5 separate regions of the Homo sapiens genome follow, and all the other regions are linked to region 3. The links are chromatin loops, found by intact Hi-C in ENCODE. Cell type or tissue: adrenal gland. All regions are shown on one strand. Each heading gives the region's core, and the rest is flanking DNA. Links, peaks and the distances in the headings are about the cores only. Region 1 holds the start of LOC105372212 (a long non-coding RNA gene). Region 2 overlaps ZNF516 (zinc finger protein 516). Region 3 overlaps ZNF516 (zinc finger protein 516). Region 4 has its middle 20 kb from the start of LINC01879. Region 5 holds the start of LINC00683 (long intergenic non-protein coding RNA 683).

What was found. Hi-C counts contacts between places; a loop is a spot of excess contacts. Peaks named below come from ENCODE experiments on the same cell type or tissue, not always from the same donor. Only the 100,000 strongest peaks of a DNase experiment are listed, where the experiment ranks them.
Region 1: a loop joins it to region 3, with 5 times the contacts of the local background. A loop is called at or near these places in 86 of 110 quality-filtered maps.
Region 2: a loop joins it to region 3, with 2.5 times the contacts of the local background. A loop is called at or near these places in 36 of 110 quality-filtered maps.
Region 4: a loop joins it to region 3, with 5 times the contacts of the local background. A loop is called at or near these places in 100 of 110 quality-filtered maps.
Region 5: it touches region 3 in a loop (2.6-fold over the local background); 73 of 110 quality-filtered maps call a loop at or near these places.

The regions. Positions count from the first base shown.
Region 1 is chr18:76,684,028-76,688,728 of GRCh38, reverse strand. LOC105372212 (a long non-coding RNA gene) reads left to right here and starts at 1,306. Exons shown (of 3, transcript XR_935657.4): 1 at 1,306-1,860; 2 at 2,250-2,362; 3 at 4,067-4,701. RefSeq lists enhancers at 317-1,293, 1,305-2,261. In adrenal gland, for the core only: a CTCF peak has its summit at 1,823 (motif pointing right); DNase peaks (open chromatin) are centred at 324, 973 and 1,812; H3K27ac peaks cover 1,567 bases.
Region 2 is chr18:76,478,609-76,483,309 of GRCh38, reverse strand. The region is part of intron 1 of ZNF516 (zinc finger protein 516); the gene reads left to right. Among named protein-coding and RNA genes, the nearest start is that of ZNF516-AS1, 11 kb to the left of the region's middle. RefSeq lists enhancers at 2,997-3,567, 3,568-4,139. In adrenal gland, for the core only: a CTCF peak has its summit at 2,183; no DNase peak of the experiment used is centred there; H3K27ac peaks cover 1,060 bases.
Region 3 is chr18:76,397,234-76,401,934 of GRCh38, reverse strand. The region is part of intron 3 of ZNF516 (zinc finger protein 516); the gene reads left to right. Among named protein-coding and RNA genes, the nearest start is that of ZNF516-AS1, 92 kb to the left of the region's middle. In adrenal gland, for the core only: a CTCF peak has its summit at 2,838 (motif pointing left); a DNase peak (open chromatin) is centred at 2,854; H3K27ac peaks cover 656 bases.
Region 4 is chr18:76,707,686-76,712,386 of GRCh38, reverse strand. No RefSeq gene overlaps it. Among named protein-coding and RNA genes, the nearest start is that of LINC01879, 20 kb to the right of the region's middle. In adrenal gland, for the core only: a CTCF peak has its summit at 2,412 (motif pointing right); a DNase peak (open chromatin) is centred at 2,546.
Region 5 is chr18:76,618,098-76,622,798 of GRCh38, reverse strand. LINC00683 (long intergenic non-protein coding RNA 683) reads right to left here and starts at 3,022. Exons shown (of 2, transcript NR_120419.1): 1 at 1,605-3,022; 2 at 1-42. LINC01927 (long intergenic non-protein coding RNA 1927) reads left to right here. Exons shown (of 5, transcript NR_110784.1): 5 at 1-18. In adrenal gland, for the core only: a CTCF peak has its summit at 2,371 (motif pointing right); DNase peaks (open chromatin) are centred at 2,638, 2,768 and 3,238; H3K4me3 peaks cover 2,485 bases; H3K27ac peaks cover 3,917 bases.

The DNA of each region.
Region 1 (4,701 bases), core at 291-4,290, 290 kb before region 3:
CATGGTTTTGCTCTCAGACCTCTAGGAGCTCAGGGAGCAGAATCCCCTCAGTAATGCCCCTTAAAACAGGGACTCAAGTAGATTATTCTCCCGGGGCTGCGGGACACTCCCACTCTTCACTTGACAAGAACACCAGCATTGGGCTGTGCCATGTGAGTCTTCCCTGAGAAATGTGCTGGACAGCTGGGGTCCTCACTTCCAGTCCAGTCCTTTTTCACGCCCATCAGCTCCTTCCTGCTTTGTTCAGCCATGGCTGCCCCAATTGAGTGCAGTGGCAGGCAGTATTTTCCTCCTGGGAATTGGCCAGTTCCCTTCTTAGGTAGCTGGTCTCTGGCACCTTCTAACCACTGAAAAGTCAGGAACGAAAGAGTTTCCGGACCTTGGTCATTTAGATAATGGTATGCTGTGCCCTCGGACAGGTCAGGGTACTGCTCATGATAAATCCCACCATGCTCACCCTGTCACCTGCTGGGCTGCTTTTTTTTGAGACAGGGTCTTGCTCTGTTGCCCAGGCTAGAGTGCAGTGGCATGATCTTGGCTCACTGCAGCCTCAATCTCCCGGGCTCAGGTGATCCTCCCACCTTAGCCTCCCAAGCAGCTGAGACTACAGGCACACATCCCCACACCTGGCTAATTTTTGTATTTTTTATAGAGACGGTGTTTTGCTATATTGCCCAGGCTCAGGTCTTCCGCCCCCCATGGCCTCCCAAAGTGCTGGGATTACAGGCGTGAGCCACCGCGCCCGGCCTGTTGGGCCGTTTGTGTAATGCCATCCGTGCCTCCTCCTGTGTGTCATGCGGGAACACCAATCATATTTTCTGATTGTATCTCTGAGCAGACATGGCATCAATGGCCAATAAAATAGGGCCTCCTGGAGACAGCCCCGGAGAGCTGTGCGAAGACAGCCAGCCACGCACCACGGTGGATGGAAGCTAATTAAAAATGACTTATTAAACACTGCAGACACCACAGCCCAAGGCTGCAGATGAACAAACACTCATGTTTCAACACTGGCTTTTCACAGGGAAGGCAGCCATGCTGTCGTTCTGGTAAGTCATTATTTACCTCCTGAAACTCACCAAAGGGTCTTCAGTCCTCCCCCAGGCCCCACCCCCTGCCCCTTCTGTGTGCCTGTTACAAACCCTGATATTGAAGTCATTCTGCTTCCCTTAAACTGAGGTGTTTAGAAAGGCAACAGATTGTACAATTTGATGTCAAGGACTTATTCTCAGAAAAATGACTCATCTTTATTTAAAGGGTCTATTCAAGTGAGAAATGAATCATTCTCACCTGATGGCCCTCACTGGGTGGGAGAGGGGGCGGAGGTTCCGGGAGAACCAAGTCTCTGGGCACTCTTTGCTGACTCTCCAGCTTAGAATCTCAAGCTTTGGGGCCTGAAAGGAAAGCTGTTTTTTAAGGCATTCGACCTAAACCAAGTTTTAAAAGTATCTTTAAGTATTTCCTTTTTTTTTTTTTTTTTTAGGATAATGAAACCATAGTTGCAACACCCAGAGCTTGGGCTTAGAAGCAACTTTGACAGGATCTGTAGCTGTGAAATTTGCATCCCTGTAACACAGTAACTTATCATGACAAAGATCTGTTGACGTCAATTCCTTTATTACTCTTATTTGTAGGCCAAGGGAGGGACCCAGGGCCCTGATATTGTTGCCTTGGTGCTGTAAGGATTGGATCTGGGTCACTCTGACCTACAAAATTGATACATGGCCCTGGAATAACCTGCACATTTTGAAGAGGAAGAAACAAAACAATCGGTTACTAAAGGCTTGGCTGACTCCAGATCGTGCAATTTCACGGGCTCCCAGGAGATGGCAGCCACTTTTTGGAAAACAGTCTTTAAAGGTACACAGAGCAACAGCGTGCTCACCCCTGGGGCCAGCCGTGGAAAAGTAGGAAGGGCCGGGTGCAGTGGCTCACGCGTGGAATCCCAGCACTTTGGGAGGCTGGGGCAGGAGGATCGCCTGAGGCCAGGCGTTTGAGACCAGCCTTGGTAATAGAGCAAGACCCTGTCTCTACAAAAAAATACAATTAACCGGCTGCGGCGGTGTGCGCCTGTGGTCCCAGCTACTGGAAGGCTGAGGTGGGAAGATCACTCGAGGCTCCAGCCTGGGTGCAGAGCAACACCCTCTCTCAAAAAAAAAAATAAATGAAAGAAAGAAAGAAAAAGAAAAAAGAAAAGTAGGAAGAAGGCAACACTTTGATTAATCTTCGTCTTTTTTTTTTGACAACAGAGCATTGCTGGGTGACCGGTCGAGGGGCAGGACATGCAGGATGATAGTCGCCTGCTGAAAAGGCACTTCTGACAGGCCAGGGTGCAGCACAGAGTCTGCCCAGAGAACCACGTGTGAGTCCTTAAAATGGTCATAAATATGTGTAGGGATCATCACCTTATTTTTAGGGATTGCATCCATCTTAGGGGACCATCTGAACTCTGGAGATCATAGCCAATGCTTGCTTGACATCCCAAAAGCAAAACAAAACCCAGCAACCCCAAGGACCAGATTCCAAAACTAAAAGCAAAAGGACAACAGCGGGATGGCTGAGAGGCCTGTGCAGCACTGGTGGCCACACCTGCGGGGGCAGAGGGAAGGAAGGGCCACACATTCCCCAGCACCTTGAGCCTGGGTGCCGGCGGGCAGTGTGGATGAGGACTGTGTCCCTGGAGTGGTCCCCATTCACAGGCAGAGAAACCAAGCCTCACGCAGTTTGTCTGTTGCGGGTGGTGGGGGTGAGTGGAGCTGGGTAGGGACCCCCCTGGCTCTTGGACACCAGCCCTCTGACAGGTGCTCCAAGCACCTCCACCAGTCTGCATGGGGACTCCCAGAGAGCAAGGGCACGGCTGTGCCCGTTTCTCCTTAAAGGTGATGCAGGTGTGCTCTTCTTCGCTGGCAAGAAAGCTCCATTTTGCTGTTTGCTGTCTCGGCACAAACATTTTCAAAATGGGATTGAAATCTCATTTTCTCCAGTTTTATTTTAAATACAGAAAATGACCCCATGATGAATTTCAAAGCCATAGTTGGGCTTGTCGGGCTCTCAGACTCATACAGGGGGTCTAACCCTGGAAAACCAAGTGTGCGCCACCTTTTGCAACTCTCCCACAGGGGCCTGGAGCCACTCCCTTCCTGGGAACGCTGATGCCTGGAAGGTCAAAGGCAGCGCAGTCAGGCGATCTCAGCGTGGTGCTTTGTGGATACAGATCTGGAGAGGGGATATGGGGACTTGAGTGATGGGGGTGGGGTCTGTAAATGCAGGGCTAAGGGATGTGTTCATTTATTCCAAACTGATGGGATGTCCTGGCAGAAAACCACAAACTCATAGAAAAAGAAAAGCTGGCCGGGTGCGGTGGCTCACGCCTGTAATCCCAGCACTTTGGGAGGCCGAGGCAGGCGGATCATGAGGTCAGGAGATTGAGACCATCCTGACTAGCACAGTGAAATCCCGTCTCTACTAAAAATACACACACACGAAAAAAATTAGCTGGGCATGGTGGTGGGCACCTGTAGTCCCAGCTACTCGGGAGGCTGAGGCAGAAGAACTGCTTGAACCCGGGAGGCAGAGGTTGCAGTGAGCCAAGATTGTGCCACTGCACTCCAGCCTGGGCGACAGAGCGATACTCCATCTCAAAATAAATAAATAAATAAATAAATAATAAAAAAGAAAAAGAAAAGCCTACCAGTTTGGCACACTTTCATGATTTGCTCACCTGTAGATTATTTTTAAAAGGACGACACCGGGAGGAATGATGAATACAGGACTCTGCCAATCACTGCTGAGTTGATGCAGCACAAATGCCTTGTCTTGATGTAAGTGGTTCAACAACATGCTGGGACTTGGCACTGATGGGGTCAAGGCTTTCTATGAATTAATACGCAGATGTGTAGCCTCCTCTCCCTCCTAACCTCTGTAAGGTGAGTTGCTGGGCTGTGAATGACAACACAGCCAAGTGCAGAGAGAAGGGGAGCTTGGAGGATCCACACATTCAGGGCCCCTCTTGAACCACTAGAAACATTTGAAGCTTCATTTAAAGCACTCCTTATCTATCTCCCAGGTGTTAGGAAGAGTGATGTCCAACCTTGGCAGCTGCTGTGTTCCCAGGAGTAAAACAGAGATTCTCGGCATCATCCTCAAAAGGACCCGTGGAGATCGCTGCACGGAGTCAATCACCTGACAAGTGCACCAAGAATGCCCTGTGCCTGGAACTGGCTGCCGTGGAACCCACAGACGCGCAGCATGGGGGATCTGCCAGGAGGAGCCGTGCGGCTGCCCAGCTCATCCCCACCCTCCAAGAGCCCACAGACGCGCAGCATGGGGGCCCTGCCAGGAGGAGCCGTGGGGCTGCCCAGCTCATCCCCACCCTCCAAGAGCCCACGTGCCTCTGCGCATCAGCCACAGTCTGAGCTGGGCACAGAATCGACTCGTGGCCTCTTCAGTTTCCTCAGTGGCTCTTTCTCGACCCCGCTTCTTAGAGCCAGGGTGGCAACTGAGAGCAATGGCGAAACAGGTGAAAATGGGGAGAAAGGGCAGCCAGCGCTGAGATCCACACCCACTGGGAGCCTCCCCTGCTCTCCAGGTCCTGATAATTCAGATGACAAAGCACTCAGCCAGTCAGCTCTAATCCTGTAGCTGCACTGACTCTCTGTTTGTGACTTTAAAATGAAAGCGATCCTGTGTGTATTGATAACA
Region 2 (4,701 bases), core at 425-4,424, 81 kb before region 3:
AAGTGTGCATTCTCCTCCTTTCTTTCCAATGGTCAGGTTGGCTGGCTTGAGCTGTGTCTGCCCCGGGTTGCTGTCTGGACCTTTGCAGATTATTAAACACCTCCTGGAGGAGTCTCCACCCCGCCTGCCTTCTCCAGCAAAGCAGGCAGCTGGGCCAGGGAGCAGGTAGTTTTTCTTTGTTGTGCAAGAGCCGCTTAAGAAACAGTGGCCTTTTGCATTCTCAACATGAGCAAACGTAGCCAACACCCTAGATTTCTTTTCTTAAGAGGAAAAAAATTAGTAAATTCAGAATTTTTTTTCTTTTCTTAAGAAGATAGTACTGAGTACTCTTCATTATTTACCCGAACCTATATACTAGGTGATTTTGCTACCTTTCTAGACATTTCTCAAAATAGGACCAATATAAATGAAGAAATGCAAAGACTTATTTAATCAGTGTAGTCATTTATGGACTTCATCCTGTAGGCCGTGGTGTGAGGATTTTTGCAGGCTCGTTTGAGTATCTGGTCATTGAAATCTCACTATTTGTATGTTGGTAATAATAGTTTGCTTGTTTCTGCCTATTTCATTGCATGAGAGAATGAAGTGTGCACGTAAGGTCACACGTTTGATACAGACAGATACTCTCTAATTTACGACAGGGCTGCCTTCCCAGAAACCCATCCTAAGTTGAAGATACTTTTAAGTCGGAAATGCGTTTAATACCCTTCAGTCTACTGAACATGGTAACATAGCCTCACCTACCTTAAGTGCGCTTGGAATGGGTAAATGTTAGCCGACAGTTGGGCAGGAGCACCTGGCAGTGCAGGTTGCCATGAAGTACCGACGTCCACCCTGGAGATCGCGGGGCTGCCGCTGCCGGGCCTGTGGAGGGAGCAGCTCACTGCTTTCTGCTGACTGCCTGTGGCTTCCTCACCTGGTAAAGTTGAAAAAGTGTAAGTCAAACTTTCCTAAGTTGGGGACCATCTACAGTAAAATACAAACAAAAATAAAGAACGGGCAATGGAATAATAGGTCGCGATGAAGGGAAAAGCTGGATCACATATGTACGTCTTAGGATTCCCTCCCGTTGGTAGATGTGAACCAAAACTTAGGATGTGAGCTTTCTGGCACCTAAAACAAAAAGCAAAACATGGCCGTTGATGTGTTGCACTGACTCTCAGGAAAAAAAGGCATCAGTTCTCCCATGAAGGAAAAGCTTCTTTTAGCATTAGCGCTAAAGTCAACTTCTAAACGTTGACTTTAATACTGGTTGTTTTAATACAGGCTGTATATTCTTACATAGACAGTGCCTTCAATAACATTCTTAAGGCAAAAGCTATTGTAGCTTTTGGAAAGTAGTTCCTTGTAGCTACTTTGATACAAAAAGCCAAGGGCATAAAAACAAAATAAAAGGTATTGAGAGCTACTTTTTGAATTACTATGACAGTAAGATGTAAGTTATCAACATTACTGTTTCCCATTAAATTAATAGAAATTTTATTTTCATTACTAATGACTTATGAACTTGAATCAGATTGGGCAAATGCCTCAATAACTAGTTCCCTAAATAAATAGCCCACCAGTACTCATTTTCTTTCAACAAACATTGATCAAGTGCCTACTATGAACAGAGCATTATTCCGAGTTCTTTATATGTGTTATTTAATATGCACAGGTCTTAGGAAACAGGCAGTAATTCCCATCCCCTTTTACCCGAGAGGACACTGAGGCCTGCACAGGTGAGTAACTTCATCAAAGTCCCACAGCCAGGTTATTAAGCAGCTCACCTTTTGGGCCATTCCCTTGAGTGTCCGACCCTGGTCATGCTTGTTACCCTGTGTGGAGTTCATTTCATTTTGGTCCGAGCCATTTGGGATTATGTAGCTTTAGAGATGACACTATGGGAGACCAGTGTCCCTCCACCCTTCCTCTTTCTAGATGGCTGGGGTTTCTGAAGCATCATCCAAGAGGGGGTTGGGACAGGCTGTCTGCCTCTTTGGGGTCCCCAGCCTGTCTATGGGCCTGCTCTGTTCTGAAAATAAGCAACAATTTTGAGTCATCCATCACAAATGAGAAACTTAAGAGAGTGATCTGAAGAGAATTTGATGCCAAAAAAATTTCTGGGTCAGCTGTAGCCATCCCAGTGAGCTGGTGGGACTTGGTCCCGTCCTGCCTCTGACCAGGCTCAGTGGCCTTGGATCCTAGGTCAGCTCCTGTGCAGTTCCCATGAAGCCCAGAGGGGGCTTGAGCCACACCCTCCTCAGCTCAGAAACCTGGGTCTGTATTTGCAAAACTCCAGGGCAGGGGTCAGCAAACGTTTTCCCTAAAGGACCAGATAGTATTTGATAGACCTGCCTCACAGCTTGAGAGCAGCCCGAGGCAGCCTGGCAGGGAAGAGATGGACTTCATGGGCACTTGACATTTGAGTTCCATGCCATTCACATGTCACAAAATACTCTTCTTTTGATTTTGTTTTTAATCCCAACCATTTTAAAATGTAAAAACCAGCCGGGTGCGGTGGCCCACACCTGTAATCCCAGCATTTTGGGAGGCCGAGGTGGGCGGATCACTTGAGGTCAGGAGTTTGAGACCAGCCTGGCCAACATGGCAAAACCCCATCTCTACTAAAAATACAAAATTAACTGAGCGTGGTGGCGGGTGCCTGTAATCCCAGCTACTTGGGAGACTGAGGCAGGAGAATTGCTTCAATCCGGGAGATGGAGGTTGTAGTGAGCTGAGATCACACCACTGCACTCCAGTCTGGGCGACAGAGCAAGACTCCGTCTCAAAAAAAAAAATATATGTGTGTGTGTGTGTGTGTGTGTGTGTGTGTATGTGTATATGTGTGTGTGTATATATATGTAAAAACCAGCCTTAGCTCACTGGCTGTACAAAAACAGGTGGTGGGAAGAGTTTGGCCCGCGGGCCTGTAGTTCGCTAACCCAGCATTCAAGGGCAGTTTTGCCCAAGAGAAGTACCATGCACGCTATGTCTATCACTTTACGTTTTCTAGTGATCACATCGAGAGGTAAAAGGAAACACGTAAAATTAATGTTAATGATAGTTTTATTTAATCCAGTATATCCAAAATCCAAAATGTTAAACGTGTAGATGACAAGAATTACTACTAAGTTTTTTTTTGTTCTTTTTTTTTTTTTTTTTTTTTTTACACAAAATCTTCAGTGCCCCATGTGCATTTTACCTTCCCAGCCCATCCCAGTTTGGGCCAGCCCCACTTGGCAGCCTTATAGGATGGCATAGCTCTAGGGGCGCCCCGCCACAAACCGCCGCCTGGTGCCAGGGTTGAGTTAGAAATCTCCAGGCAGGTTCCTCTGTTTCTGATTTCTGCTATTTGTTTTCAAACCAGGACACTAAGGGGGAAGGTACATTGCTTTAAAACTGTCTCTGGGGGATCCCAGCAGTTTAAGGGGAAAGGGCTCTTTTTTAATAACCTCAGGCCCTGTCCCAAGTGCCACAGTGGTGAAGTGTCAGGGTCCTGGGTGTGGAGGGGAGGCGTCTCTTCGGGAGACCACAGGGCAGCCAGGAGGCCAAGGGCCTGACCCTGCCAATGTCTGCCCCTCTGCACACTCTTGCAACAGAGGGCCCCTGTATTGGTATTTCCCATGTTCCCTGCACCCAGGTCTCCACTGGTGCAGCATTTGATAACTCAGATTTATTAGCTTCAGCATTGTGGGTCTGCAGGAAGGAATCTTGGTGTGGCTGTGAATCTAGTTCCACATGTGGTGTGACTTCTGGCCCGTTACGAACGCCTGTGCGTCTTCCCTCCATCTGTGGGATGAAAGGGGAAGCCAGCCTGCCCCAGGGGTTAGGAGAGGACCGTGCCCCAGGGACACCTTTGGACAATGGGGAGCTGGAACCCTGTGCAAAGGATCACTCACAGAGCAGGCAGAATTGCAGATGCAGACTGACTTGCCGGGAGAATTTCAGAAAACAGAAGGAAATCATGATGGATTGAGTTTATTCTTTTCCCGAACAATTTCTGTTGTGGTTTGCTGAGAGAATGTGGCCCGTGTTCACAGGGACGTTCTGTTCTTTAGCAGCAAGAGCTGGAACGACTGTTGACCATTTTACCTGCCCTGTAGGTCCAAGTCAAGGCCCCTTTTATTCAAACATCCCGAAGTCATGTGACTCTTAAGATCGCACCAATGGACTTGGTGGACAGACTGAGGTATCCTGATGATGATTGTTCCAGGTCTGTTCTGAGAAGGAACAAAAAGGTTTTCTCTTCCCCAGTGGATCTTTTTTTTTTTTGGACAGAATCTCACTCTTGTCACCCAGGCTGGAGTGCAGTGGCATGATCTCGGCTCACTGCAACCTTCGCCTCCCAGGTTCAAATGATTCTTGTGCCTCAGTCTCCCGAGTAGCTGGGATTACAGGCGCACACAACCATGCCCAGCTAATTTTTGTATTTTTAGTGGAGATGGGGTTTTGCCATGTTGGCCAGGCTGGTCTTGAACTCCTGACCTCAAGGGATCTGCCTGTTTCGGCCTCTTACAGTGCCGGGATTACAGGTCTGAGCCACCATGCCCAGCCCCACAGTGGATCTCTTAAGTGAAAAGCTGCAAATGTAAGCATTTTAATAAACTTTGATACAGAACTGAGAGTGTACTGAAAGTGTGTTTGAAATGCACTCATTTTTCTGCTTTGCTAGAAAAAGTTTTTCTGCTTTTGAAGTTTTGGATCATGAATGTATATATA
Region 3 (4,701 bases), core at 486-4,485:
GCAGAGTTGGCACTCAAACAATACTGGTTTTCCCTGTCCCTCTTGAGAGCCTATAAACAGTAGTGGAGGGGTGCGGCGCGGGGGTGTGGTTGGTGGAGAGATGGAGCGCGGGGGTGTGGTTGGTGGTGGAGGGGTGCGGCGCGGGGGTGTGGTTGGTGGAGAGATGGAGCGCGGGGGTGTGGTTGGTGGTGGAGAGATGCGGCGCGGGGGTGTGGTTGGCTCTGAGAGCCCCGGGAAGGAACTGACTGGGAGGCCGGTTGTGCTCCGGGCTCACCTTGCCCCAGGAGTGCCGTCGGTCTGTCCAGGGGCCACATAGGGGCCCATGCGGGCTCTGCCAGCAGCTGCAGGGCGTTTCGGAGATGGCCTCGGAGAAGCCCGTGGGCGGAGAGGGACGGACTTAGGCTTGGCCTCTTGTGACCAGCTTTTTGATGTAGTACTTGATGGAAAACAGCTTACTTAGCTTTCAAAATTTTGAATTCATAGATCCAGGGCTCCAGCTTGGTCAACGAGCTCCTGCGAAACAGTTGCAGAGATATTATTTTGTAACTCCTTCTCAAAATAGAAATATGACTGAGTGGTTGAGAAGATAAATGCAGTAATTAGGGCTTTCCAGAGATTTGTCTGAGGCATTGTTCAATTGGGGCTTGAAATTCTTTTTTTTGGTTCACAAAAAAAAAAAAAAAAAAGATAAATTGAAGGTGAACTATAAGAACAAAACTTAACCCATTTATGCCGGAGGTTGCAAATTTCTTTTTTTAGTGAAAAATCAGACCTTGGTGACAACCTTGAGCAGTAGGATATAAATAACTCCCATGAGCTTAGCGTTCCAATAATGGAACACTAGGCATAAATGGGTTAAGATGTACAGGAAAGGAAAATACAGTTATTTCCTCTTTTTAAAAATAGGAGAGAAGAGGAAAACGAAGGAATGAAGTCTGAAGGAGAAATGTATATATATATATATTGTGTTTACATCATTTTAATGGACACTATAATTACAACCCTTTTGTTACAACTTACAGTGTGATTAAGGAAGCCTGCCTGAGATATTTCAGGAACAATATAGTGTTGTGATTTGGGGAGAGTTGCTGAAATTTTTAAGTAAAATGTCAGATCTTTTCCTTAGGTATCCATGGTGGACTGGAACTTCTGAGACTCAATATTTATATTACATAATAGTTTGAACTCTGCATGTGGGAGCTGTAGAAAACCTACATGTTTCACATTTGTTTATATATGTGTAACCATAACATGCTTTAGTTTTGCCTGGCTTTCTGTGTGGACAAGCTTCCTAACCAGACAGGCCGTGCCTACGTAGTTTGATTCCATTTGGTCACCCCTCTCTGCTTATAGCTTTATAATCCACACTCAACCAAGTACGGGGTCAGTACCAGCCAGGTTGTGAATTCATCAGAACGATAAGAGTAAGAATGTCTAATGGGGAAAGCTGGGATGTTTATTTGTTTATTTAGTGTCCTAAAATAATGAAGTTTTAACTTTCTGGGCGTTTAGGTAGCAAATCCTACCAAGTGCTCAGAAATAGCTGTTTCTCAAATTATTCAGTCCGTCTTACCAGAAGACACACATCACAGTACCCAAAGAATGACAATAATTGTAACATAAACCTCTGTGAAAGGACTTAGAAAATTGTGTCGTGAACACCGTGAGCCTCGCCTGCTCCTGTGTTCATCTCTGGCCTAGGCTCAGACCTGGGGGTTGTCTTTTTCCCTCTCTGGCTTCTGCCCCAAGTCGGCCTCTTGGGAAATTGTCCCTCCATCTGTCTCCCCTTCCAGTTGCTCACTCTGAATTTCCAGCCCTTTCACACCCTCCTGCCTGAGTTTGCTAAAGTGGGGGCGTGTGCAGGAAGGGCCACTTTCAGAAGGGCTGCTGCCCTTGGGCAGGGCTGATTGCTCTGCGGTGATGGTCTGCTCATCCCACGGTGGGAGAGGCACATCCTTACCCTTGAAACCACCCCACTGGGAGACCAAACTAGGCCAAAGAGCCAGGTATCTTAGCAGTTTCCATTTCATCCACATGTCACTCACAATCTTAAGTGATTATTGCTGGTTCCAAGCAGAAACATGGTGAGGGCTGGTGGCTGGGTCTCCTCCTGCAGGTGGTGACCACCTGGGACCGGTATTGAATGGACGATGTCACCCAGAGCTATGTTCAAGGGATGAGAGTGTTTCCCGACTTATACAGTATCAGGGGGGCCCTGGGGCTAGAAGTCAGACCTGTGGACCTCGAGTCTAGAGGTGACAGAAGACAACTTAGGTGCTGTTTTCCTGAACCTCCTCTCTAGCGCTTAGAACGCACCCAGGCTTTCGCTGAGATGAGCTGCCTTGAAGCCAGCATGGAGAGCATTTTCAAGTCAGTTACTAAATGACTAACATACTTTAAGTCAATTGCTAACTCATTACATTTGAGTAAGTTTTTGCAAGGTTGGACATTTTTGAAGTTGGATATGCTGACTATATATATAATCCCCCACATGTAATGTTCATGGACATAGTTTGCTTAATTCCGTCTATGCCAAAATGCAAATATATTATTAATTTAAAGCCCTCTGCATTTTTAGCCTCTGAAAATATTGTTGAAGGTGCAAACTGAAATGTAAGATGCAGATCAAAAGGATGCATTGCTATACTGACAGTGCTGTGCTTCATAAGACATGTGCATTTTGCATTTGTCCTGATGATCTTTTAAGGCAAGCTCTTGGTGTAAGTCTTTTGCAGATAAATGCCTGTTGTTGAAAAGTGGATGGCTCTTCCATGTACGGGGACCACACGCGTAGCACCAGCACCAGGAGGGAGTCGGGCTATAGCTTGGGCGCAGGTGCCATCTAGTGGTAGCTTCCATGCATTGCGCGGGCTGCCAGGATGCCTCGGGGAAATCCGCCTTCCTCTGTCACGGAGGACAGAGACCGCTTGTGTTATGAAATGGCCTTTGTTCCGTAAGTCAGACACATGCCTGATTTTAAATCTGAAGACTCTACTAATAAGTGATCCTGATTTTTTTTTTTAAAGACTCATTACAGTTTCTTTGTAAAAGACACGGAATTTGGATTCTGTGTTTTTGGACATTTATGCATCGCAATAGAAAAAGTTGTAGAAAGCCATGCAGGTGCTAGCTAGTTTGTGTGTATATTAGTTGGCTTTAAGTCGGAGAAGTGTACAGTGTTATTTCTCTTCCTGAGACTTACTCCCTCCTATGCCTCTTAAAACACTTTGTGTAGGAGAAAACACACAAGTGGTTTAATTGTATTCTTTGTGACTCCTGTTGGAAGATTCCAGGCCCCCATTCCTTCAGAAAGGCCCCCATTCCTTCATAACTAGTGTTATGGGCCTGGCTTTCCTGCTCTCCTCCTTACTCTAAGCTTCCTTATTTTCATTCTAACATCTACCAGCGGCGTCAGCACCTTCTTCCCGACAGTCCCCGCCACCATTCTTGATAAGACTTCATGTACGGCCTTTGTGCTAGCTGGCATCTGCTTCAGACAGCTGCGTCATACAAGGAAAGATTCGTGTTAGCTAATTATTTTTTGCCAACTTGGATAAATTTGTAAGTGGAAATCTTCATTGCTCTCTGATTAAAGTATGGTTTGCCATGTTTTAAAAAATAATAAAAGAATATATTGATTGTATTTTCTCCAGTGGATGTGTTTTGGTTGGCTGTTAGGATCTGGGGACGAAGGAAGGTGTGTAAGGTGTAGAGTAGCCGTGAAAGCCAACTTGAATTCGATTCACTTCAGCATTTGATTCACAACAGAAAAACCAAACCTGAGCGACGCTTCTTTATGGTTGAGTCAATAGGAAGCAGTTAGTAAATTCCAGGTTTCTGGAACCTGATTATGTTTTATGCCGGATAAACTGCTGTTTAACCGAAAGCTGTCATGGAAGCTAGAGGTATTTGATTAACCTTTAAGTTGTTGATTCTGTACTCACTGATTTAAAAAGTAACACGAATAATTTGTCTAGTCAGAAATTCTATATTTAATTTGGGACTGTTTTTGTTCGGACATCAAAATACAGCTTCCAAGGCTGGGGGCGCAGTGGCTCATGTCTGTAATCCTAGCACTTGGAGATGCCAGGGAGGATCACTTGAGCCCAGGAATTTCAGAACAGCCTGGCAACAGAGTGAGACCCATCTCTACAAAAAGTTTTTAAAAAAGTAGCCAAGCATGGTAGCACACGCCTGTAGAGCCAGCTACTCAGGAGGTTGAGGTGGGAGGAGGGCTTGAACCTGGGAGGTTGAGGCTGCAGTGAGCTGTGATTGCACCAGTGCACTCCAGCCCGGGTGACAGAGCAAGACCTTGTCTCAAAAATAAAATATCGTGTCCAGAGTACTAAGATATTTATGTAATTTTCTGTTAACACAGATAACATACTTTCGCAAGTTGTTTATGTTAGTAGATTATCACTTAAAATGAAAACGTGTACTCAGTCATCCAGAAAAAGTAGAATAAACATCTTGGGGTATAATTTATCAAAATTTTATAATACCATTCAGTTCCATGTTGCTCTAGTCCTGGCATTTTCTTGTCATTCAGATTTTTTTTTCTTTTTTTTTGTAGTTCACATTGTATGTGTCATGATAAGAATCATTCTTGAAGACATTTCTTTAGAAGAAACTTTTCTGGCCATAGGACTGAGCTGGACGATTGGCAGCAGCGTTTATTATTCTGTATGAAAGCCCAGGGCT
Region 4 (4,701 bases), core at 273-4,272, 310 kb before region 3:
CTTAGATATGCAATTAATCCGGCCGGGCGCGGTGGCTCACGCCTGTAATCCCAGCACTTTGGGAGGCCGAGGCGGGCAGATCACGAGGCCAGGCGATCGAGGCCATCCTGGCTAACACGGTGAAACCCCGTCTCTACTAAAAATACAAAAAAATTAGCCGGGCGTGGTGGCGGGCACCTGTAGTCCCAGCTGCTGGGGAGGTTGAGGCAGGAGAATGGCGTGAACCCAGGAGGCGGAGCTTGCAGTGAGCCGAGATTGCGCCACTGCACTCCAGCCTGGGCGACAGAGCGAGACTCCGTCTCCAAAAAAAAAGATATGCAATTAGTCCCCTTTCTTCGCCTCTGCCTTCTCCTCCCCTAACCTGGCTCAGCAAAGCCTAAGGCCAAAGGCTTCAAAAAGTCTGAAGTGTTAAAGTATAAGCTGAGGGAGAGCAGGGCCCTGAAGGGCAGGGGTCACTCACTGAAGGGTACGGCCGGCTCTGCAGCGTGGTGAATCACTGTGCGTCCTGGGCCTAAGGCACAGGTGAGCGCCAGGTGCAGGGCATCTTCCCCACGCGCAGAGCAGGAAAGGCAGTGAGCACAGACACCCAGAGGCTCCAGTGTTTGCTGGTCTCAGCCTCGGCTAAGCACTTAACCTTTACACACAGTGTCCCAATTTAGTGCTTCCAATAACCCTGTTCAATGCTATTATTGCCTTCATTTACATCTAAGGAAAGTTCAGCCCAGAAAGGGCAGGTTACTTGCCCAGGTACCCACAGCTGGTAGCTAGAACGAGGTTTTGGCTCAAGGTTTCGGGGGCTCCAGATCCTAATCTCTAATCCACTGAAGGCCAAGCCAACTCAGAAGGATTGAGTTTTAGAATGAGAAAAACCTTCATCATTTTTTAGGGCCAGCAAATGTCAAGAGGAGGAGAGTCAAGAGGCAACCTCACAGAGCACGTCCTGTGTGCCAGCCATGGAGCCACGGGCAGGACGAGAAAAGTCAGTCTGCTGCCCTTCCCAGGGCACTGACCTGAGACAGAAAGATGATCTCGATGAACTCTCCTGGGCTGCGGAGGGCTGGGATGTTTGGGGAACTGTCGGGATAGGCAGAGCCTATAAATCTAATGCAGAGGCCTTACTTACACTGAGCCAGTTACAAGAAGCAACTCTTGCTAACTCCCAACTTAAAAGGCCAACAGTCTGGATTTCCCATGGCCGCACCTGCCCCACCCCACCCAGCTAGGCTGCTAGCATCAGGAATTGGCCAACATTTTGGGGAGTGAAATGACTCTGACAAGTGGGGCCCTCTGGAGAGCCTGAGGCCTTCAATAAGTCCTCAGAGTCCTGATTCTGGATGATCAAAGGAGTCCTGGGTCTGCCTGAAATCACCCAGGAAATGGTTGTTTGGTGTCGTTTCCTGCTGGCCAGGACAGGCCCTGCAGGCTGCCCAGAGCCGCTCCCCTGCCAAGAGCAGGCATCTGTCAGTGGCCCTGGGGTCATGGCTGGAGATGAACATTTTTGAACTTGTTTTAATGATGTTCAGAAGAGAGGAGCAAGAGAGCAGGTGGTGGCCCTGATGCACACACTCTCAAACCAGGTGGGACGGCCACCTGGTCACCCTGCCCAGGACACAGGCCCTCAGGTAGCCCCGCCTGGTGGGTTTCCTTCAGGGTATGTTCACCTGCTGGCACTCACCTGTTGGCGCCCTGCAGCTTGGCACCACCTCCCTCTAGTACCCCACACTGTACCCCACACTGTATTGCAAATGATGAGCGCTTGCTCTCGCTAGGGAGCTCAACTTCCATCTCTTTTTGCCAAAAAGGCAAATCAGTCACAAGTGCAGAACTCGCTCGTGATGAGGATACGCCAACATGCTGGACAGAGGTGTGGAGGATTATTTTCTGGAGGGGCCAGTATTATATTCTTTGCGGGTTCTACTCAAAGCCAGGGTCCCTTGGGTCTTGTCCAGGGCAAGGGCCGGGGGTTAAGTGTCGAATCCAGTCAGCAGCAGTTGTCTCAATTTCAGTTTAGACATCATTAAAAGGGTTCCTTGAAAGCAACTTGACATTCGAATGGAGAAAAAAAGAGTAAAGTAGACAATCCCAAATGTTAGATAATACAAATAATTGGTATTCTGTGTGTTTGGCATACGTGTGGTTCTTTCATTTTAGGTGGGCCTAATACTCTAGGAATTCAAAATCTTTCAAAGAAGTAAACATGCAGTTCTACAAAGACCCTGGAAATTGTCCACATTCCATATCCTGCCTGCTCCTCACCTATTTCCCTTCCCCTGTCATGTGTTTTGACTTTTCTTAACTTTTTCAGGCTCACGTGTTCAACTTTTAAAAGGGTTTTCCCTCATCCCTCAAAACAATAATAATTTAAAAAACCTAATAAACCCTGGAGCTGTAATTCGAGCGTAGGGCCACCAGATGGCAGCGGAGCATAAGTCACAGGCTCCGCGCTGCACCGGAAAGAAGCGCCTTGCTAGATCCTGCCGTGGGGAAGAAGGGCCCGGAGTCTATACACGCGGGTATAGACTGCACAACAGATTGAGGAGGAGGCTCAGCTCAGACGGCTAAGCCGTTTATTCTCAATCACGTGAGTCGTCAGTAGCAGGAGGCGGACCTGACTCAGGCCTGCTGAGCGCTCAGGCTACCTCCAGGGATGTGGAACCAGACAGCTCCTTGTTCCTGACCCAAAGACGGCTCATCTGGATGTTTAAATGTCAACAATATTGGCCTCTACCCAAAGCTTTAAGTGGAAAATCTCGAATATTTCTAACTGATTCCTCTTTCTTCTGCCGCCGGGCCCTAAGCCCGCAGGGCCCGTCCGCTGTCCTTGGAAATGCCTCTACAAAAATCCCCGCCGCCCTTTCTGTTCAATAACGTGACGTTAGCCACATGCTCGCTAGTCTCAGGGATTCAGAAATGTCAACTATTCTCTCCTCCTTTAAAGATTTTTTAAAGGGTAAACCAAGTCCCAGGTAAAATTTTATCTGAAGGAATTCTTAACTTACAGCAACTTCTAAAGCTGGTTTTATACCCAAGTTAGAGTTAGAAAGTTCCCTGGATGTCCTCCCTGTTTGACCTGGCAGGGGAGAAGTTTCTAGCACGCTTGTCTTTCCTTGCTTCTAGCCTAGCTGGGTTATTTTTAACTCAGGGACTGGCCCCGAGGCCCCAGCTGCTCGGAGTGGTCGAGGCCCCACAGGTGTGAGGGCTGGGGGCCTTGAGAGGCTCGGGCACCTGGCCCAGCAAGCACCTGGGCCTGGAGTCCACCCCAGGCCTTGGGGTTCTTTACAGACTCTTGCTCCGGGTTACCCCAGATTGCTTCATCCCGCCCCAGGGGAGGTGCAGAGGTGAGGCCTGTGAGACCTCCGCCACCCCCTCCTCTGCAGCTGTGACCCCGGAATCCGGTTTTCCTAAACTTGGTGTAACAAGGCCCTGGCAATGGCCTGGGCGCCAAGGCCTCAGTGTGGACTCCGTGGATCTAGGAGGGTACCTGGGCAGAGACAGCCATTTCCCCTTCACGTGACCATCACTTCCGGGTCACGTGACGACCGCTCTCTAAGCCACGTGACACTGCGGGGCATGGCAGGTAGGCGTGGCACGTGGAAACCAAGCTCTATCTCTTATGGGAGTCCCGAGTCGTCAGCCTTTGTTTCACAGAACGTTCCTGCGGCTTCCCGGAGCAGCCTCGCCAGAGTCCAGACCAACAGGATGCTGCCCGCCCTTCTTAGTGTGTTGGGGGTGCTAGGCCAGGAAAAGGGCCCACGCGAGATCTGCGTAGACAGTGATGACCCAGCCTTGCAGGGGGCTCCCGCAGCAGCTGAGGACAGGCCTCGGGGTGGTCGCCCACAGGCGGCCTAACCCTGCCTGCAGCCTCGGGAGCAGCCACGGTTGGATGGGGCAGTGGGAGGCCTGTGGGGATGCGGAGAGTGTGGTGGGGGTGAGAGCCCTTCTTTGATCCGCGCCGGCAGGGGAAAGGGATTTGGATCCCGGGTATGACAGTTGTAAAACAGGAGGCTCCTGAGGCCTGGGTGGCCCCGAGCAGAGGGCCAGGCCCGGCCCATCCCTGCTGTCTGAGCTGGTTCTCAGGCCACCTCCCGGAAGCCAGAGTCCCTGGCAGTTGGGAGCACAGACGCTGTGGCTCTTGCTGTTAAGGCCACGGCACCCTGAGAGAACTAACACTTGTGTTAGGAAGGCAGCGGGTTCACAGCCGCTTCCTGAGCAGAGCGCGTCAGGCCCACCTGTGTGGCTGTTGGGCTGCAGTTGGCTCCTGGAGACATGTCAGGGACAGGCGCCTCAGAGAAGGATGATCTGGAGTCAGGCACTCGTGTGAGGCACTGCTGGAGTGAGGGGTCGAAAGAGGGAATGGATTTGTGATTTTTTTCTAAAGTGAAATTTCTCCTGGGCATTTCCACTTTCCTCCGAATTTGCCTATACTTTAACCCTTTGCTAAGCCTTGCCTCAAGCACATCCCCACCGCCACCGTCTGCATTTCACTGTTCTCAGGGCCGTAAATGTCCGGTATTAGCCACAACCTTTTACTGGATTTGCCTTTGCCATCTTACATTGAAAACAATGCCTTAAAAGGGAGACCGAGATTTCTGCAAGACGAGTTTCAGCTCAAATTTCTCGCCCATGAGGAATAGGGAAAACAGGTCCCTCTCCCCCTTAATGGGCAGGAGCTGACAGTGTGACTTATTGAGTGAGTCCACA
Region 5 (4,701 bases), core at 476-4,475, 220 kb before region 3:
TGTGAATTTTTCTTCTTATGATGACTGGTGTACTCTGTTATTCTGAAAAAAGAAAAAGCCATAAGCACCCTGAAGTGAGGCTTTCACCTGATACTAATTTTCTTCTTCGTTATAAGGCTATTGTTTGTTTGAACAAAGAAATAGGAGCCATTGGTGGCTGTTTACATTATAGGAATGAGGGCAGCGATGGGGGAGGAGGAGGGGACCTTTTCATTAATGAGCTGGGGACATTGATTATGGGGACACACTAAAGACTAAAAGGGACACCTATATTTCTACATTCTTTCCATGCAAGTAATATATGATCTTTATCATCTGTTAAACACCACTCACATATTTCAGGTGGCTGTAGGTTGATTGCTAACATTTAGATTAAACAAGCAGTTAGAGTCTGATGTTTAAAATAAAATAAGACAAGCCCTTGAACTCTGGGACCAGGTATGCCCCGTTATCTGGTCGTACCTGAACGAGCCTGTGTTGAGCACCCAAGGCCGCTGGGCACGTCTGTGGATGTGGGGTTTCAGGCTCAACCCACTCGAGGAGCAGGGGGCTTTTGGGAGGTGGCAGCCTCCTATACAAAACGAGCTGCCAGTAAATATTTATAGAACAAAGAAATGCATGAATTTCTCCTGAATTAAACATGATACATTTGTACAGAGCATAGTTCACTTTCATTTCAGTGACCCAAAATCCTGCTGAAAGTGTTCTTCCGAAACCTCAGAGCAGGAATGCTTCCTGTGCTTGGAAACTCCCTGGAGACACCTCCAATCGGAGTAAGCAGCAGAATTATCTGCACACTCATAGTCTTGCAGTCGAGTATTTTTACTGAAAAAAAAAAAGCCGTCTGTTTGAATAGGAAACGATGATATCATGTGACTGGCTTTCTCCTGCCACCCACTAATTTGACAACAGATCAGATCAGAGGAAAAGTTACTCAAGTCAGAATTTTTTTAAAAAAATCTTTTGGGAACAAACTCATAAATGGAAGAAAGGGGAGAGTAACAAATGCAGACTGAATACATGGCAGGTCCAGGCTTTTACTATCATTGTTTTTAGCTCACCAGGTAATCAAAGCATAAAACAAAGGGTGATTTGTCAAAGCTTATGCTGTTGTCCCTGAACCACCAAGGGGGGGGTGGCTGCTGGACTAATTCGCTTCACGTGGGAATCAGTGTTTACCATTTAAGGGTCCTGATAGAAAGTGCACGATTTTCAAACTGGAAAACATAAATAATAACGCGTGTTGCCACTAAAGTAGTGGCACCTTGCCGTATTTCTCTTCTGAATGGAACAACCTACATTTCAAAGGACAGTCTCCTTCCACATGTAAATATTTATTTGCTTGCTGCTGAGGAGTGTCAGGAAGTACTAAAGAACGGTGTTTAGAGTTTCAGAAGCAAATTGCTTCTGCGCACGCCTTGAGTCACTGGATTCTGTTGAGCTCTCTGCCTCTACGTCAGGGCTTCATTAATCTTTTCTTTTCTTAAAAAAATAGAAAAGCTTTTCATTTATTGCTTCTAGGAAGCCAGGTGCATTGCAGTGGATCTCTTCGGCAGAATCACTGCTTTGTGTGAATATTTATTGTGTAATTATTGAGCACCTACCATGTGCAGGGCAAGGCGGGGGGCACCCAGGCGTCCACTCTCCTGCAGAAGTCCTGGGTCCCAGGCCCGCATCTTTGGGGCCACCTTCAACTGGGAGGGTGTTCGCTTTTCTGTGACACAGAGAGGCTTAAATCCCTCAGTGATTTAAAAATCTCGTCTGTGAGTCCAAACTGCTAGGTTGGCAGCCAGGAAGAGAAAGTTCCCAGGATTTTCAGTGGCTGAAGTTCTGGGCAAACAGCATTTGCACAAAGGAGGGGGCGAGGAAGGGGTGCAGGGAGGGCTCTCCAAGTGCCTGTTCGGCATCAGTTTACAAGTGTGCTTAGGTTGTATTTAGATGTTACGATGATTTTAAAAGTGAAATTTTGGCATTTTGCATTCAATCCTGACTAAAGCTCTTTGGTATATCGACTTAAAAGGTCTTCAGATTGCCAAGATTTTGCAGCTTGGATAATATCTTTGGAAAGGTTAAATGAGTCCATTTTCTGGAGCTTTCGTCAGCACAAGCCCATGATTCTCTGCCCTGCTGAGAAAGGAGGAGGCGAGCTGAGTTCTAGCAGATCCCCTGCTTCCGTCTCCCTCGGGCGAGCCTGTGTCTTCCGTCCCAGGAAGCCCGCTGCCGAGAAGCTGCCGCGGGTACATGCATTTCCACCTGGGCGCTTCGTTGCGTGTGAAGAAGGCCGGACGACGTCTGTTGGTGTGGCCGCAGCCTTTCAAGACATTTTAGCAACATCTGAAAGGAGAACTCCACACAGGAGCCCAGGCCTGCAGCAGGGGGCGCGCCTGGCCTCAGAGCAAACACAAAGACCAGAGGCAAACTGGTGGGGAAACGGACCTGCTCCCCAGCACGTGGGGGGCGGGTGGGGGGGGGGAGCTCACAGCGAGCGCTGGGGAAGGGCTGGAGGTCTGCAGGCCCGGCCTCCCTCCTGAGATGGGGAGAAGGGCGTCTCCCCCAAGGTGCTTTCCGTTCTGTGCCTGTCGGTGGGAACACGTCCCTGAGCCCACAGACGGGTGCCCTCCCAACACCTGCGTGGCATCTGAGGGTGGCAGGCAGCCCTGGGCCCTTCCACTTCAGGCCAGCCCGCCGGAAAGCCCGCGAGCTCCTCTCCCAGCTGACCCGGGCCTTCCCTTTTCATCCCTCTTCCTCTCCCTCCCCGCCCCCCGCCTACACTCAACAATTGGTGACCTCCTTCCAACTGCTGTGAAGTGACTTGGGTGAAACTGGAGCCAGGGGCGGAGGAACAGCCCCCTCCTGCTCCCAGGAACTCGCAGGCACAGCCCTCTTGCAGGCTGCTGGCTTTTGTTTTTAAGAAGCACCGTGTATTTTCTCTAGCGCAGGCCACGCTCAAGTTCAGGGTATTAAGAAACTGCCGAGCTGTCACCTTCACCTCAGGGCATTCTTTCTATGTAGCGCCATGTGTACGAGCGAGATCTCCCAATAGCTACGCCGGACCCACTCCTCCCACAGTATCTGTGTGCTCCTCCCAGACATTTATGTGCACACATCTGCAGACTGTCGTTCTAAGGCTGGTAGAAAATATCAGAGAGCCTTTGGTCAAATGGCTAGAACAGACCTGCTGAGCCAGAGGAGAGAACCTAATTAATCTACAGAATGTTCTCAGCTCACCAGGATGTTGGGCAACAGGAACGTCCCAGGCCCTCCAAGGCCGAGGGAGAACAAAAAAGCGGCCTGTGATTCAGTCGGGTTCACACCGTGGAAGCCAGCTTCTCTGTAACCACCGAGACACGAGTCCTCCCACACAGGCCGCACCTGAGCCAGCAGCTGCCGCTGGCAGTCTCTGAACGCCTTATCACCTGGTCATGTGGCCTGAGCGTCAGGATATCTCATCCACATTTTTACTTTCCCTGCCATGTAATCAAATCTTTCCAAACCTTTAAAGAGTTAGGTGGGAAAAAAAAATCAAAGCCAAGTTTTGCATTACATCTCCTGTGTATTTTCAATCCATTACAACAGAAACCCAGAAGAGGAGAGGAAAAAAATTAGGGGTGGACATCTCTGGCATTTTTTTCCTGTGCCCCAGTGAACCCACGACTTCCTCCTCCTTCCCACCAGGGTTGGGAAAGTTCCCAATACTGTGATTATGATATACTATATTGGATACATTCTCTTTTCTTTTTTTAAGATAAAAGTTTTATTTCAGAGAGAAGCACAAAGCCCCAACTGTTGTGAACAAGGCAGGGATTTGTGGGGACTCTGAGACCTTCAAGAGGAAACAAAATGCATCAGCTTTTGATTAAGAAGAGGACACCATGGTCCCAGCCTCCACCTCTCATCTCCCTGGCCCCAGCCCATGGGTTCTCACGACCCTGGCAGAGGGCTCCTGGAGGCTCCTCCAGCCACATTCCTGCTGCCTCCCTCTCGGGCCCTGCTACTCTTATTAAATCATCTCCAGACCCTAAGCCTCCCTCCCCCATGCTGGATCAGTTTACCTCTGGATTCCCAGTTCAGCCATTGCCACGAGGTTCTTCCTTCTTCCCTCAAGACACAGCCCCTTGACCTCCCTCCATTCTGACTTCGGTAATCACCAACTCTGAGCAACCACATTCAGACTTCATCCATTCAATGTGCATTAAATGCCTATTGTGTGCCAAGTACAGTCCCCACACTTGGGGTGCAGCAGGCAAAAGGAGAGCCACGGGTTCATCGTCACAGGTTTCTGATGGCCACTTCTCGAGTTGATCCTCAGGTGGAATTGCCAGCCTTGGTGACAGGGCTTCCTGTACATCCATGCTTCCAACTCCAGGAAGACCCACCTCAGCTGGACAAGCACCTCATTCTGCACCTGTGGATTCCACAGTCCCACTGAGACACCAGTTCACCCCAGTTATCTCTAGAATGAGGCAGAGTTCAGGGAAACCACAAGAGTCAAGCTGACCCCCATCTTTCTGCACCCCTCTCCACCCATGACCCTCTCTAGATTGCATTTTCAATCTCCTCCCACGAATCCCTTCTCTTATTCCCACAACACAAGCTCACCTCTCCATGCCTTAGTAAACAAACCAACCAAGAAACAAAAAAAGAGCCCTCTGTTTTCGCTTCCCACCATCACATTGAAAAGAATAGTTCCCACTCTTCTGG